2 separate regions of the Homo sapiens genome follow, and region 1 is linked to region 2. Evidence: chromatin loops called from intact Hi-C (ENCODE). Cell type or tissue: natural killer cell. All regions are shown on one strand. Links, peaks and the distances in the headings refer to the core of each region. The heading gives the core; the rest is flanking DNA.

Region 1 (8,413 bases), core at 135-8,134, 250 kb after region 2:
CCTGAGTGCTCAGCCTATGACCTCAGCCTTGGCCAGCTGAAGCTGCCCTGGCACCCGGATGCCTGTCAGCCTGGGCTTATATGCCTGACTGGACCAGAAAGAGATCCCTGTGTAGCCAGTCCTGAGGCAAGGGTGGGGGTGTGACAAAGAAGTTTGATGCCAGAGAGGGAGTCCAATCAGCCCCAGGGCTGCAGAGCACACAAGGGGAGGGAGGAGGTTGGTGGGGCTGGCACGGGGCCCTGTCGCCCAGGGCCCCCTGCCAGCTCAGTCCTTCTCTACCTCTCTCCTACTGACAGGAAGAACCTCCACCCCACTCTTCTCTTTCCTTTCTCCATCCCCAGGCTATTCTGCCCTACCCCGGGAGAGTGGGAGGGGCAGGGACTTTGGGGCTAGAGATTGAGGCTGTGGGCTGGGCGGTGGCTCATGCCTGTAGTCTCAGCATTTTGGAAGGCTGAGGCAGGAGGATCACTTGAGGCCAGGAGTTCGAGACCAGCCTGGGCAACATGGTGAAACCCCATCTCTACACAAAATACAAAGAAAAAATTAGTAGATGTAGTAGCATGCACCTGTAGTCCCAGTTAATCAAGAGGCTGAGGTGACAGGATCATTTGAGCCTGGGAGGTCAAAGCTGCAGTGAGCCATAATCATGCTACCACATTCCAGCCTGGGTGACAGAGTGAGACCCTCTCTCAAAAAAATAAAAATAAAAATAGAAAGAATGAGGCTGGGTCACAACCTCAGCTCAGTGGCTGAGAAGCTGGGTGACCTTAGGCAAATTACTATGGCCCTCTGAGCCTGTTTTCTCCCCTGGAAATGAGGATGATTTTAGTCCCCACTTCCCAGGGCTGTATTAAATGGCACCACGCATGTTAACACAGTGTCCAGCGTAGAGCCAACCCTCCAAGTGCCATCTTTGTGTTATGATCCTGTATACGCTGCATTACCCACAAATACAAAAGAAGGTTGGTCTCCCCTGCCAGCTGGCTGGTTCCTCAAGGGAGCACGTGTCCTCTTGATATCTTTATATCCTCAGCCTTGCTATATACTTCCTGTTGTGGACCGGGTGATGAATATGTTTTATGTATTCATTCAGCATTTAACAGGTATTTATGGGTGACAGTGTTTTAGGGGATAAAAACATATAAGGGAAAACAAACACTCCGCACATATTTATTTATGTTTTAGAGTCAGGGTCCGGCTCTATTGCCCAGGCTGCAGAGGCACAATCAGAGCTCACTGCAGTCTTGAATTCCTGAGCTCAAGGGATTCTCCTGCCTCAGCCTGCTGAGTGGCTGGCATCACCACACCTGCCTATTTTTTTTTTGTAGAGACAGAGTCTCACTGTGTTGCCCAGGCTGGTCTCGAACTCCTGGGCTCAAGCCATCCTCCTGCTTTGGCTTCTTAAAGTGCTGGGATTATAGGCAGGAGCCACACGCCGCACAGGCCAGGCTCTATGCATACAAAGAGAGGGTATGTTTGTGTTGTGTTATGGAAAAAAATGAAGCAGGAGGGGCAGGGATGGGGTCAGAGAGTGAGGGTGTGTCGGGGTGGCAAGGGGGTTCAGGGAAGGTCTAACACGATGCCCTTGAGCAGAGACCCAAAGAAAGTGAGGGAGTGAGCCACAGGGCCTGGGGTGAAGAGGAGGGCACTGGCATTGGAGGACAGCAAGGAGGCCAGCATGACCAGGACAGTATGGGTAGGGGACAAGCAAGAGAAAGCCTGAGACAGTGGAGGCCTGATCATGAAGGACCTGTAGGCCCCAGCAAAGACTGACTTCTACTTTGACCCCAGGGAAACCAGTGGAGTGTTTTAAGCAGAGGAACAACCTGCTCTCACTCACATTTTAGAAGAATCACCTTGGCTGCTGTGTATTGAGAAAATTCTGGAAGGAGGCAACAGTGGGGGCTAGGAAAATTGGAGCCCTTTGCAGTAACCCAGGTGGAAGATGGTGATGGTTGGAGCAGCATTGTTGCAGAAGAGACTGGAGGAAGTGGTCAGACTGAAGGCAGTGCTAACGGGATTTGCTGATGGATTAAATATGAAGTGTGTGCCAAGCATGATGGCTCATGCCTGTAATCCCAGCACTTTGGGAGGCCAAGGTGGGAGGATCACTTGAGGTCAGGAGTTCAAGACTAGCCTGGGCAACAAAGTGAGACTCTGTCTCTACAAAAATAAAAAATTAGCTAGAAGTGGCAGCGCATGTCTGTAGTCCCAGCTACTCTGGAGGCTGAGGTAGGAGGATTGCTTAAGCCTGTGAGGTCAAGGCTGCAGTGAGCTATGATTGCGCCACTACCCTCCAGCCTGGGAGACAGAGCAAGACCCTGTCTCTTAAATAAGTAAATAAATAAATAGTGAGAGAAAGTGGAGTCAAGAATGACTCCAAGGGTTTTTGTTTTGTTTTGTTTATCTGAGCAACCAGAGGAATGAATTTGCTAGTTTTTAAGATAGGGTAAATTTAAGGAGGACCAGGTCTGGGAGGGTGGCAGGGAGTGTGATGTTAATTATATGTGTCAACTTGACTGGGCCACAGAGTGCCCAGGTATTTGTTTAAATATATTTCTGAGTGTGTCTGGGAGGGTGTTTCTGGATGAGATTTACATTTGAATCAGCTGATTGAATAAAGCAGACACCCCTCCCCAATGTGGGTGGCCCTCATCCAATCCATTGAAGGCTTGAATAGAACAAAAAAGGCTGAGTAAGAGAAAATCTGCTCTTTCTGCCTGTCTTCAAGCCGGGACATCAGTCTTCTCCTGCCTTTGGACTCTGGACTTACACCATCAGCTCTACTGGTTCTCAGGCCTTTGGACTCGAACTGGAACTACACCATTGGCTCTCCTGGGTCTCCAGCTTGGCAACTGCAGGTCTTGGGACTTGTCAGCCTCCACAATGATGTGAGCCAATTCTTTATAACAGTCTGTCTCTCTCTCTGTCTCTCCACAAACACATGCATTTTTTTTTTAGAAAAATATTGTATGATTTGTTCTGTTTCTCTGGAGAACCCAGACTACTACAGGGAGTCCGAAATTCAGCATTGGTTATGGTCAGTGTGAGATGTGGAGTAGGCAGGGAGAGGAGAGCTCAAGGGAGTAGAGAGTAGGTAATTGAACTGGATTTGAATCCTCCAAATCTGTCCCTTGACCTACTTGAAGTCGGTTTTCTCCTCTGCACAGTCCCTGGAATGGAATCCTTTCCTGCATCTCCTCTCCCCAGGTAGTCCTGGATTCCAGCTTTGTGTCCTCCTTGGCAAGCTCCCCTGTCCTGAAACTGCAGAGGGGCCACATGACCTCCACAGTCTGAACTGCTATTCCCTGTCCCTCTGTGGTCCTTTGCCAGGAGAAGCCCCCACCACGAGGTCAGGGGAGACCCTGAGCAGAGGAGTCTCCCCCCACCAGGCCAAGCAAGGAAAGAGCTCAGCTGGAAGGGGCTGGATTCATTCTCGCCTCTCTCCAGCCACTCCTGCAGCTCCTGGCTTCCTCGCAAGCCTCTCCATCAGCGCCCTCACAGGGCTTGGACACTTCACAGCTGCTGGGAGAAAGAATGGAATGGACCCAAGGACATCCAGGCAGGCCCAGGCCCTACCTGCTGGCGACTCGGGCAAGTCACTTTCTCTCTCCGAGTCTCGTTGTCCCATTCATCATAAAGGAACAGGCATTACTGCTATAGGGTTGCTGAGGATAAGATGCACCTTGTACAGCATAGTAATGAACGGCGGCAGAAAACAGGTCTTTTAGGCTCCTCTCCCCACCTAGCCAGCCTCTTTCCTTTCTCGGAGATGAGATTAGTTTACCCGCAAGCCCCGCCTGTCCTTTGGAAGCCAAATTTTACTACGGATGCAGGCAACCAGGGAATGGTTGCCAAGGGCCGGACTTTGAAAGGAAGGGCTGCTTGTTGCCTAGGAAACTGCCCCACTCCGGGTTCCCTGGGGTCCCAACGGTCGATGGGTCTTGGCGCCATCTGCCGGACACAGTACCACACTGCTTCTGAAGCTCCTAGACCCGGAGTCCCACAGCCTGTAGCAGGGAACACTCCTCTTCCCCTGCCCATTCTCCCCCACGACATCTCCACATAAAAGCTCTTTGCTCCTTTTGCCGCCAGGCTTTCCCAGAGATTAGAGGCATGGGAAGGAGTTGAAGTACTGTGGAGGGTGGGAGCGATGTCTTTCTCTACACAGAAAGAAAGAGGACAGGGAAGCAGGACTCCTGGTAGCCTGAGGTCCAAGAAAGTCTCTCCCTTAATTGCTTTCCTGAGGCTTGCCATCCACTTGGAAACTTTGTTTCCCACTATCTGCCTTTCCACAGGGAGGGAGGCATGGAAATGAAGAGGTTAAAGTTGAGGTAGGAGAGTGACATGTCGGTCACCCCAAGGTCCTGGTGCAACATCCCCTCCTGGGGAACCACTCAACTCCCACTGCTCCTAGACCGGAGTCCCCTTTTCTTCTCTGGGAGAACCTTCCTACCCACCTGACAGTTGCCAGGTGAACCCCTTGGAGCCTCAGATCGTCCTGCCCACTGGCAGAAGAGGGAGAAGCAGAAAGGTGCCTACTATGAGACTAGGATTCCTGAGTTCAATACCCACCCAAGGCAGACCCTGGGCTTGGCCACCCTGAGATCAGCCTGCCCTGAAAGGTGAAGGGGGAAGTGAAATATCTGAGGTTGGGATGCCTGGGGGTGGGGGTGTGCCTCTTTCCCTTTTAGGATCACAAGTAGAGAAACTGAGGCACAGAGTGAGCAAAAGGCTGCTCTTTACCTGTTCCAGGCTAATACCACATCTTGCTATCCAGATGTCCCCTCTCCAATTCTAGCTGGGCTGGGGTGGGGATGGGGGGCAAAGTTGACTTGGAAGCTGACACCCTGGCCCTCAGCCCAGAAGCTGATGTTGTCAATGGGCTTAAGAGCAGGTGGAGCAGGAGGCTGGGGACCAGGTCTCCTGGGTCCCTAAACCCACCTGTTTTCCCTCCTGAGCTGAGCCAGAAGGGTAAGCAAGGAGGAGGCTGGTGATGATGATGCCTGCACCCTGCAAGTGAGAAGCCATGCCCTGAGGACAATAGATGTGAGAGGTGGGGCTGGGTGCTCTGGCCTAGAAGAGGCTGCATGTGGCTGGAGGCTCCAACCTGGCCGCTGCCCTCTGTCCAGGTTCCCTGCCTCCAAACTCTCCTCAGCAGGAAGCAGGAGGGCTTCAGGGGTAAGGTGAGGTGGGCAGGGTTGGCCCCCCAACCTCCTGATTAGCTGAGTCTGAGTGTCAGGCTATAGTGGGGTCAAAGAGGCTGAGGTTGGAATGTGACCCTTACAAGCCAGAAGGGATCCTGAAAGAATAAAAAGCTCCAAGGAAGGGGAGAGGGAGGAGCTACCTCCCCCAACCCACCACGTCCCAATGGCTGGGTCCTTCCTCTCCAGCCCTGACTCCAGATGTGAGGAGAGAGGTGGAAGGAGAGACTGAGGGGAGCTGAGTGCCTCACAGCTGGGGCACTGCCCCTGCCTCCCCTCCACACTGACTGCCACTTCCTGACTGGCACTGGAGCCACAGAAGCTGAAAGGAGCCTCAGAGGGCTAGTCCAGTCCCCCTGAATGATTGGGTCATGCCATCTGAGGGCCCTGTTCGCAGTCCTTGGAGCCTGGGAGACAGTGAGGCCAGAGGTGAGGGCCACCCACTCCTCCTCCTCTTGGTCCCCCAGGGGGCACCAGAGATGGCCCCACTGCTACCCCCTGTGAGAGTAACTTGACTCTCCTGCTCCACATGCCTGCACTGAAGCCCAGGCCTCCCAGTCCCCTGGCTCTACCTGCTGCTCCTGTTCCTGCCCTGGCTGGGGGCGAAGCCAGCTGCCTAGGCTAAGTCCCTGCAGCTCCACCTGGCCTGCAGCTTTGACGCGCTGGCTGGGAGAGTGCACTGAGCCATTTCTTTTGCAGTGGCCTGGTGCAGGCTGCCTGAATGCTAATGTTGCTGCAAGGACCCTGGGGCACTGGCTGGTTGCACGCTGGCAGTGCACCCTCTCCCTGGGTGGCTACACCTTTGCGCAGATGCCGCTGCCCATGAGCTGGAACCTGGGTCACCACAGCAGCGTGGTTCAGCGCCTGTGGGGCCACATCTTCCACAATCTGGTGGTGAGCAGCCTGGATCACATGGTGCTGGGTGTGTGCCAGGGAGGGGTGAGGGGGTACCTGTGCTGCACAGACCTGGCTGGACCTCAGGGGGGCAGGTAGTACTGCTGACCAAGGCATCTCTGATCTGCATTTCTCCCAAATGTGGCTCTGGGCTGCCTCTGAATATCCACCTGCTGTGGCCTTCCTACCCAGAGTGTCTCTCCCTTTGTCCCACTTAAGCCTCCTGCACTGTGGCTGAATTTGCATCTCACAGTAAGTGTGTTTCCTGAGTCCAGACTTACATGCGTTTATTACCCAGGCAAGGGGAGGGCCCATAGGACACAGTAAGACTCATTTACTCATGCCTGTAATCCCAGCACTTTGGGAGGCCGAGGCGGGCGGATCACCTGAGGTCCGGAGTTCAAGACCAGCCTAGCCAACATGGTGAAACCCTATCTCCACTAAAAATACAAAAATTAGCTGGGCGTGGTCGTGGGCACCTGTAGTCTCAGCTACTCCGGAGGCTGAGGCAGGAGAATCGCTTGAACCCGGGAGGTGAAGGTTGCAATGAACCTAGATTGTGCCACTGCCCTCCAGCCTGGGTGACAGAGGGAGATTCTATCTCAAAAAAAAAAAAAAAAAGACTCATTTACTGAGCACCTGTAACCTTCCTCGTTCGTTCTCACATAATCCTTGCAATGAAGCCTGGAGGTGGGTGCTATGTCATCTGCTTTTCTTAGGACGCGTACTGTGGCAAGTCTCAGACCATATAACTAGATGCATGGAATTCCTCTAAAACAGTAATTCTCTAACTTTAGAACGTATCAGAATTGAGCGGCTGAGTAGCAACCCAGAGGCTCAGACCCCATCCTACTATGGCAAGCCTAGGACTTGTTATTAGCTCTCCAGGTGATTCTGACATGCACCAAACTTGCAGAGCCACTGTGCTAAAACCTCCTCTAGAAGGGCCATACTAATGCTACCATACCTTAAGGTGGAGATCACTGACTTACAAGGTAATTCATCCATTGGTCAGCTCTATTAACCAACTAGGTTTAGTTCAAAACGGAACTTCTCCCTTTGAACCACTCACGCTCTTGATTCAGAGTGACTTGGCATTTATCTGAAAACCCTTAGATCTTTCCCATCTCAACAGCTGGTCAAGGTGCTTCCTGCATGACTTTTGTAAACCAATGCACAAGACAAACCATGAAACAAGACAAACCATGAAACCATGTTTTGATCCATCCCCTCTCATCTTCAACCATCCCCTGGGACCTGGGCATTGTCCTCCCTCCCCGCTGGGTCACCTCTGACTCAGGTGCTCATCAAGGCCAGATTCCAGGGCACAAGGCCTCCCAGGACTGTCAATGACCCATTCACTTTGCAAGAACTCCTGGAGCAGATGTTGAACCAGCTCTGAGCCCACCTGATAGTCCTGCTGTCCAGCTCTTTCCTTTTTGTCCCTAGAAGCACAAAGCTAAAAAATGATGCAGTGAAAGGCTGGCCCCTGAGCAAGTAGCTCTTTGGCAGAAGGGGCCTGGGAGAAGGCAGGTATTAGCATGGCATGGCAGCAGGGAGCTGAGGGGCCCCTCCCTTAGCCATAGGAGTGTATCCAGATCTTCTCCTTGGTCTGCTCATTCCCGCCACCTGAGCATCCCCTGGCCATCTTCCGTGCCTCTGCCCACTTGAGTGGTATCTGTACCTTTGATGGACAGCTTTGTGCCCACTGCCCAACAACAGAGGCACAGGAAGGCAATGTGAATGTTCCAAAACCCCTCAACTCTAGGGGTATTCAGCAGCCCACGTGACAGTACTGTCTCCACCAGCCGGGGTTGAGGCTGGGAGGCAGGTCCTGAGCCACATACAAACAGTGGGAGCTGACCCACTCTGCTTTGTACCTACAGGTGTGTTTCGGCAGATGAGACCACAGGCGCTGGCCATGCTGTACTTCCACCTGTGCCCTGGCTGCACCATGTGGCATGATGAGGCTGCGGAGGGCGTTTTCCGGCAGCTGGGTGTGAGGCCCCGATGCTGGAATTCTACAGCCATGATGACCCCTCAACAATGCTGCCTGGCTGCAGGAGTTGCTGAGTGGCTTGCAGTAGGTGAAGCCTGGGAGACCTCCTGACATGGGGCCCACCTGCACCAGCACACCCCCACCCCACCCCCAGTACCTCAACACCCTCAAACCTTCCTGGGGAGGCAGGGCCTGGTGCCATACCCCCCAGCCCAACTCTGATGGGGCTCCAGCCACCCAATGGACAGGGCATACAGACAGGATAGTGGAGGCGTTGAGACCTGCTTGATTTATTCCAAGTATTTAATACACAATG
Region 2 (8,413 bases), core at 47-8,046:
TTTCTCCCTGAATTATTCAGTCCAAAAGCCACTGGGTAGGGCTGGTTCAGGCAGGTACCTATGGCTAGGAGTTGGGTGGGGCAGCCTGGTACTGGGTGTTGGAGCATGAGTGGGTAAAGAGGGCATCTGTGTTTGTGTGCGATGGCAGCATCAGTAGATTGGTCACAGACGGAGATTGGTCAAAAAGCTAGTATAGTGAGGAGAGTAGGGGTTGTGCTTCTCACTGGTGGGAAAAAAAGAGTTATAAATACCAACAGTGGAAAATTAGAGAGAATTCTACAATGTTAAACTGGAATTGGACGCAGCAGTATAAACTAATGGCTACACACACACACACAGACACACACACACACACACACACACACACACACAGAGAAGATAGATAGATAGATAGATAGATAGATAGATAGATAGATAGATAGATAGATAGAGAAATCGAGATGAAAATCTGTGGAGAGAGAGAAATGTTCTCACTCTCCACTGAGAGGGCCTGGGAGCAGCACCATCCAATGCAAGGAGCATGCTGAGCACTCAGGTCTTGGCCCCTAAACACCACTGCCCCCTAAAAGGAACCAGGTTCCTAGAGAAATGGCTGATTCTGAGGCTAAACCAGAAACAGTACAGGGTAAGTCTGGAATATCTTGTACCAGAAAGTAGGGAAGGGCTCAGGGACATAGAGAGCCAGAGCGCCTGAATGGGCTCTCATAGGGCTCTCACATGCCAAATGTGGGAATATTTGAGCATCAAATTAAATAACAATAACAGATTATAACCCAGTAAATAAAGTGGAATCCATGAGCCTATACTGAGAGAAGCAGGGGCAGGGAGAAAGAGAGAGAGAGAGAGACGATGACAAAGCTTTTTTTTTTACAATAGAATGCCAACTAATAAATATAGAAGGAACAATGGAATTAGAAAAGTTGGCAGCCCTCATAGTAATAACTTACTCAGCCAAGAAACATCAATGGATGCTAAAACTAGTAAGTGGAAGTTTGAAGAATAACAGGATATTACAGAGCTTCAAAATACTTATTGACTACCATGGGGAAAGAGGCTTTCAGTGGTGAAACCTGGCAGTCGATACCTCAATCAACTAATCAAGGCTAACAACGTCACTATTGGACAAACTGAAATCATGTACCACCTGCCAGGACTCAATGAGGAACACCAGCATCACTTCTGTGATACTCCTGCCAGAGACGCATAGCCCGAATTGGGTTCACGCTACAAAATAACTGGCCTGTAATCTTGAAAAATATCAAGATCATGAAATTCAAGGAAAAACTGAGGGACTGTTCTAGACTGAAGGAAACGTGATGTGAAAACTAAGCAAAACATTGTGATCTTGGATTGGGTCCTTTTGGTAGGAAAGACATTATTGAGAAAATTGGTGAAATTTGATTGGCAGTGCAAATTAGGTGGCAGAGATGTATCTATGTTAATTTCCTCATTTTGCTAGTGTATTGTCCTTATTTGTAGCAAATGTGCATTAAAGTATTCTCGAGTGATAGGACAACATGTCAGCAACCTATTCTCAAATAGTACAAGGAAAAGAACATTTTTAATACTGTTCTTGCACCTTTTCAAGTTTAAAATATTTTAAAACAAAAAGAATAAAACAAAAAACAAATACACAAAAAAAATGGATGAGGAAGCCCAGAGACAATTCCAGGAAGCGGTTGGCTGGGTTTCTTCAAGTGCCAGTGAGATGAGAAATAAAAAGGCAGGATGGAGGGGAGGAGCTGATGTAGACTAACAAGATTCATACCGGTAAACATCCCGATTCCAACAGATGAGCCCTGGAAAGACATTTTAAAGATAATCAGGGATATCCGAATATGGACTGGCTATGAGATATTACCAAGTTATTCTTGCTAATATTCTAAGTGTGAAAAAGCCATTGTGATTATGTAAAAACACGTGGGGGTATTTTTCAGACGCATATTGAAGCACGTGGGAATAAAATGACATGAGGTCTGGCTAATAGTTGACAGAAAAGGGAGAGACACAACAAATAGAGAAAGACCTTTGATAATTATTGAATCCAGATTATAAGTGTTGTGTTAGTCGGCTCAGGCTGTTGGAGTGACTTTAAAAAACAGAAATTTATTTTCTCAGTGTGCAGGCTGGAAGTCCAAGATCAAGGTGCCAGCAGGTTTGTTTTCTCCCGAGGTGTCTCCACTTGAAGACAGCCACCTGGCCGTGTCCTCACAGTCTTCTCTCAGTCTGTGTTGTCTGTGGTCCTAATCTCTTTTTCTAAGGACACTGGTCATACTGGATTGGGCCCATCCATATGACCTCATTTTACCTTAATTACCTCTTTGAAGGCCCTATCTCCACATAAAGTCACATTCTTAGGTACTGAGGGTTAGGACTTCAACATGAATTTTAGGGGATGCGGTTTAACCTACAACAGGTATATGGGGGTTACCATAGTCTCTCATTTTGATGAATGTTTTTCATAATAAAAATTTTCATAATAGGCCAGGCACAGTAGCTCACGCCTGTAATCCCAGCACTTTGGGAGGTCAAGGCGGGCAGATCACCTGAGGTCAGGAGTTCAAGACCAGCCTGGCCAACATGGTGAAACACCATCTCTACTAAAAATACACACACACACACACACACACACACACACACACACACACACTAGCCAGGCATGGCAGTGAGCGCCTGTAGTCCCAGCTACTCAGGAGGCTGAGGCAGTAGAATCACTTGAGCCCAGGAGGCGGAGGTTTCAGTGAGCTGAGAGCATGCCATTGCACTCCAGCCTGGGCGACAGAGCAAGACTCCGTCTCAGAAAAAAATTATAATAAAAATAAATGCAGAAAGAGTAAGTTGAGATAGCCACTGTAGATGGGTCTTTTGAGGAGTTTTGCTGCAGAAAATATCAGAGAAATGGGATCATGCCTGGAGGTGGATGGAATACGGGGACAAGGGAGTTTTTGTTTTTTCTTTTAAAATGATTATTATTGAGGCATATTAGTATGCTAATAAGGAGAATCCAGTACAGAGAAAAAAAGTATGCACAATGAAAGACAGGGAATAATAGCAGGTGAAGATCCTTAGTTGGCAAGAGAGCATGGGGTACGGGTAAAAAATGGAGGTACCACCCTGTCTCTGCCAGGGGCTCTGTCTAGGCGGCTGTGAGAGTGAAGAAATCCTCTTCCAACCGACGATGTTCCTCAGTGAAAAAGGAAGGAAGGGCATTCCAGGTCTATATTTTATCATTTAAAAAAAAAAAAAAAAAAGGAGCAAGGGCATCTGTCAGTGAAGAGTGAGGGAGTGTCAGAGATTTTAGGAGAGGAGAGAAGATGAGAAATGCTCAATGAGGAGGAGAGTGGAGTGAACTGAGCGCAGAAGCAATGCCAGAAATCAGTTGGCCCCTTTGGAGGGCTGCCTTCATGGAATTAAAGGAGTGCCAGGTGGGGCGCCTCACGCCTGTAATCCCAGCACTTTGGGAGGCCAAGGCGGGCGGATCACCTGAAATCAGGAGGTCGAGACCAGCCTGGCCAACATGGTGAAACCTGGTCTCTACTAAAAGTACAAAACTTAGCCAGGCGTGGTGGTAGGCGTCTGTAATCCCAACTACTTGGAAGGCTGAGGCAGGAGAATCGCTTGAACCCGGGAGGCGGAGGTTGCAGTGAGCTGAGATCGCGCCATTGCACTCCAGCCTGGGTGACAAGAGCGAAATTCCGTCTCAAAAAAAAAAAAAGAAGTACCGACAGTCAGCTCTCTTCAGTGCCTCAGGAGGGTGTGGAAGACGCGAAGCTCTGGATTTAATCAAAGTTGGAGTTTGGTTAGGAAAATACAGTGAGGGGGCGGGACACCGAAAGTGAAGGATGTATGCAAGGGAGCGATTAGAAACACGTGCGTCAGAACACCAGCGGGAGCTTGATGAAAATTTAGGAGGTGGTGGTGGTCGAGCGGGATGGTTGAAATGTAAATTTTGGAGGGATGTGGGAATTAATAAGGACAACGTCTATGACATGACCGTGGAGCGGCTACCGCGCGGGGGTAGAAATTACTGGAGAAGAGACCAGGGATCAAGAGGTGGAAGAGCTGGATGGATTGTCTACGTGGATTTCGGAGCCTGTTATTTTGGCAGTCACCTTTCTAATTTTCTAAATTCTTACTTGTTCCCCTTTGAAAAGCATTCTGTTCTTGTTCTGTGGCTATAAAATTTTCTGAATCTTTCTAAGGATATTAGAGCGTCTCCCTCTCTCTCTCTCCACACACACACACACACACACACACACACACACACTTTTGTTCTTCAAATCATCTTTTTCTTTGGAGTTGGTTGCACTCCTGGTTTATCTAGATCATTCTCATTTGATGAAACACCGTGGTGAAAACCCTCCTACCTAGTGCTTCGCCCTCATCACGATTATCCATGTGGTGAGTCTTTAAAGGCCAGGTGACGGCCCTTCCCCCTCTCCTGGGAAATCACGCCAGCGCTGATCCTGCTAGGAGAGGGGAGAGGGGAGAGAATATGAATGAGACCTTGAAAGCAGAAGCCTCACTTTGGGGTCATATTTGGAAAAGCCCCTGTCTTCAGCAGCCACAGAAGCTCCCCCTGGGACCTCCTCAAGCCAGGAGCAGGCTGTGAGAGGTTTCCCTGGAATGGGGGTCTGGGTGCCCCCCACCCCCGTTTCCACCTCCCGCCTGCACCGCCGGGAGCTCCGGAGGAGTTCCCGGGGACCTAGAAACAGCGGCGAGAGCGTGAGAGGGGAAGAGCTGGGGGTCCGGGCCAAAAGGAGGATGGAGGGGCTAGGCTTCTAGAGCGTGGGAAGGGGTCCCAGGGACCGAGCCAAGTGGAAGGCTTGTCCAGGCCCCCGCCTGCTCCCCTGGATCTGGAGGGAGCCTCCACGTGCTTCCGGCTGGGGCGGCACCGCGCAGTGCCGGGAGCGCCCACGAGGGGGCGCGCGAGCTCGGCGGCGGCGGCGGCGCCCCAGCGGGAGCGGGAGGCCGCGGGGCACAAAGAGTGGCGGGGCGGACCCTGGGGCGCCCGGGTTCCCTGTCCCGTGGGTCCCCAGCAAACCGCAGCGGTAGGAGAGGTGGGCTTTGCCTCTGAAGCACAGCAGGCCCTTAACAAGTTTTCACGGACTGAATGCGTGAGCTATGTAAGCCCTGCCGCATCGCGACGTTAGAGGTTTCCCAAGTTACGCCCCCGCAGGCGCTCTGATGCTGACATATTAAAAGAAGCCCGGAGGAAGAGGGCGACGCACGCGGGTGGCTTTAGGCCGCCTATTTGGGGAATAAATGACAGAAGGGGCGTGGTGGGGTGGGGAGGAAGCGGGTCCCCGCGCCCTGGGTTCCGATTCTGGCCCGAGGCTCAGCTAGGATGGCCCCAGATCCCAGAGAACGTCCTACCTAGTGCCCGTTTCTACACCTCCCCCTCCCGCCCCAGAGTTACGGGTTAAGGAGAAAGACTTGGTCAGAGAAAACGTGAGACGGCGCCGGGGCAGGGACCCTCCTCCCGCAGCACACATCCCACCCTCCTTGCTCAGACACAGGCTTTTTCTGGCTGCTTGTGCTTCTAGGAGGCGCCACTGCGGGAGTCAGCCGTAGGAGGGGTGGGCTTTGCCTCTGAAGCACAGCAGGCCCTTAACAAGTTTTCACGGACTGAATGCATGAGCTATGTACGCCCTGCAGCACCGCGACGTTAGGACCCCCTTCTCCAGGAGGGGTCCTTAACCAGCTCCCCCTCCTCTGTGGTGATGACAGTGACAACCCCAGGTTCAAATCCCTGTTAACCGGCCGGGCGCGGCGGATCATGCCTGTAATCCCAGCACTTTGGGAGGCCGAGACGCGCGGATCACGAGGTCAGGAGATCGAGACCATCCTGGCTAACACGGTGAAACCCCGTCTCTACTAAAAATACAAAAAAAAAAAAAAAATTAGCCGGGCCTGGTGGCGGGCGCCTGTAGTCCCAGCTACTCGGGAGGCTGAGGCAGGAGAATGGCGTGAACCCAGGAGGCGGAGGTTGCAGTGAGCCGAGATCGCGCCACTGCACTCCAGCCTGGGCGACAGAGCAAGACTCCGTCTCAAAAAAAAAAAAATCCCTGTTAACCACCTGGGGGAACTCTCCAGGGCCCCCTTTCTCCCCAGTTACACTGAGTCATGGGACTAATTAAGGCACCTGCCACAGGAATCATTGTGAGGGTTAAATGAGGCGCTCGAGGCAGCTGGAAAGGGAGAATCCTGTCTGGGAAAGGAGGCAGCTGGGCCTGGGACATCGGCCTGGGGCACGGGACTCCCCTGGGCCATGTAAGAGCTGGCCTTACCTGGCCCGTCCAGTGGAGGCTCAGCTAGAGGGATAAGCTCTCAGCTGGTAACAATGGCGGCTGCCAGTTTTCTGCTTGGGTAAGAGGTGGGCACCAGCCCTGTGAGCGGCCTTCATTGCCTCATAGAGTTTTGGAGAGTTGCACGTGCCGTGGGCCATAAACTTCAGCCATGAGTAAACATCACACAGAACCCTGTGCTTAGAGGCCCCTCCTCTGGGTTCTTGCAAACATATTGGTCAACTAATATGTCTCTGGCACGTGCTAAATGCTACAGCGGCAGGAATTCCTGACTCACATTTCTTTCTGCCTTTCGTGCCCTCCCCCAGATAGCTGCGTGGCTCTATAACTTCCTTCCAGTTTCTGCTCAAATGAACCCCTACCCGTGCAACCCTTGTCCCCTTATTCTGCTTTATTTTTTCCATAGCACTTATTACCACCTGCCAAATTGATTTATTTATTGTTTATTCTTCCCCATTAATATTGAAACCCCACAAAGGCAGGGACAATAATTTATTTAAAAATCTAGTTCTAGATTAAGGGTCCTGGGAGTACCCGCTAGAGACTATAACGGCAAAAAATGCCAAAAAGAGAGAGGTGGACATAGAAAGAAAAAGAAAAAAGCTTAAACAAAGGATTGAAACCCCCCACTGAAAATTATAAAATACATGAGGAATTCTAATGCTAAGACAAACAAAATCTACAATCAGAAGATGAATTCACTGCAGATGACGTTAATTTTATAGAATAGTTTGACAAATATTGTAAGTAAATGTGTTTGAGGAGCTTAAGGAAATGACTGAAGGAACAACTTCTATTAAATAAAAAAAAAAACCAAGACATTCAAATAGGCAGAAATGAACCAAGAAGTAGACATCTTAGAAATAAAATAAGTATTGGCTGTTGAAAAAAAAGTTATAGGATGAATTCCAAAATAGAAACAAAGAGTATATTAGTAAATCTGAAGATGGTAAAAAAAAAAAGAATTAGTTTAGAATGCAGCACAGACTGATGAAGAGACTAAAATAAGAACGAATTAAGACACATGAATGATGGATTAAAATAGACTCTGATGTATGAAAATAGGAATCTCAGAAGAAGAGAATGGAAAAATAATATTTGGAACAATAAAGCTAAGAATTTCCTGGATTGAAGAGGACATGAATTATTTGATTATAAGTGCACTCAAGGTGCCAAGCAAGGTAAATAAAAATAAGTCTACACCTAAGCACATTGTCTGCAACTGCGGAACATAAAGGATAACAAGACAATAGCAGAAGCTATCAAAAAGAAAAGATAAAATCCACCTAAAGGCATGTCTATTAGACTGTCAGCCTACTCCTCATAAGCAATGGAATAATATCTTTAAAGCCCTGAGTTTATATGCAGCTAAATTATCATTCAGGAACAAAGGCAAAATAGAGATATTTTCAGACATACAAAGACTAAGAGGATCTACCTCCCACAGATGTTCACTACAAGAAAAGTAATTCAGCAAGAAGAGAAATGAACCCAGAGAGAGGACGTGGGATGTAATAAACAATGGTCAGCATGGACATTGATAAAATGTTAGTACATTTAACTAATTTCCAACTTTAAAAAGAAAGTTTTTGTGACTTAAAAAAGGTAAAGTGAAAATTCCGAAAAGACAATATAAGCATAGGGAGGGGTGGTGTTCTGTTGGTGATTAAAGTAAACGAATGGACTTGTATTTGGGAGGAGAATAGAAATACTAGATTTTTGACAGTGTCAGAATAGTTTATAGTGAAGTGTGCATATTAAAAATGTAAAAGTAATTGTTAAAGGAAAAGAAATGCAATCCTTTCAAATCAGCAGAAGAAATGCAGAAAGCTTGATCAATCCAACGGAAGGTGAGAAAGAAGAAAAAAGAAGCAAAGAAAAAGGACGTAAACATATATGACAAAATAAGGTGGTAGAAATGAGTCCAAATAATCAGTAATCAAATTAAATGAAAACTGATTAAATTCACTAGATTGAATTTTTTTAAAAAGCATCTATATACTGCTTATAAGTAACATGCTTAAAACAAAACCATGAAATATAATTGAAATTAAAGACATGGAAAAGATATATCATAAAAAATACAAAACAAAGGAAGTTAATAT

What was found. Hi-C counts contacts between places; a loop is a spot of excess contacts. Peaks named below come from ENCODE experiments on the same cell type or tissue, not always from the same donor. Only the 100,000 strongest peaks of a DNase experiment are listed, where the experiment ranks them.
Region 1: a loop joins it to region 2, with 14 times the contacts of the local background. A loop is called at or near these places in 5 of 110 quality-filtered maps.

The regions. Positions count from the first base shown.
Region 1 is chr7:128,383,917-128,392,329 of GRCh38, forward strand. LOC107986845 (a long non-coding RNA gene) reads left to right here and starts at 2,766. Exons shown (of 2, transcript NR_148339.1): 1 at 2,766-2,891; 2 at 7,985-8,413. IMPDH1 (inosine monophosphate dehydrogenase 1) reads right to left here. Exons shown (of 17, transcript NM_000883.4): 17 at 8,361-8,413. RefSeq lists an enhancer at 7,455-7,956. In natural killer cell, for the core only: CTCF peaks have their summits at 3,962 (motif pointing left) and 4,163; a DNase peak (open chromatin) is centred at 3,955.
Region 2 is chr7:128,130,926-128,139,338 of GRCh38, forward strand. No RefSeq gene overlaps it. Among named protein-coding and RNA genes, the nearest start is that of MIR593, 53 kb to the left of the region's middle. RefSeq lists a silencer at 4,816-5,005 and an enhancer at 4,941-5,515. In natural killer cell, for the core only: CTCF peaks have their summits at 4,908 (motif pointing right) and 5,107; a DNase peak (open chromatin) is centred at 4,916; H3K4me3 peaks cover 1,076 bases; H3K27me3 peaks cover 3,229 bases.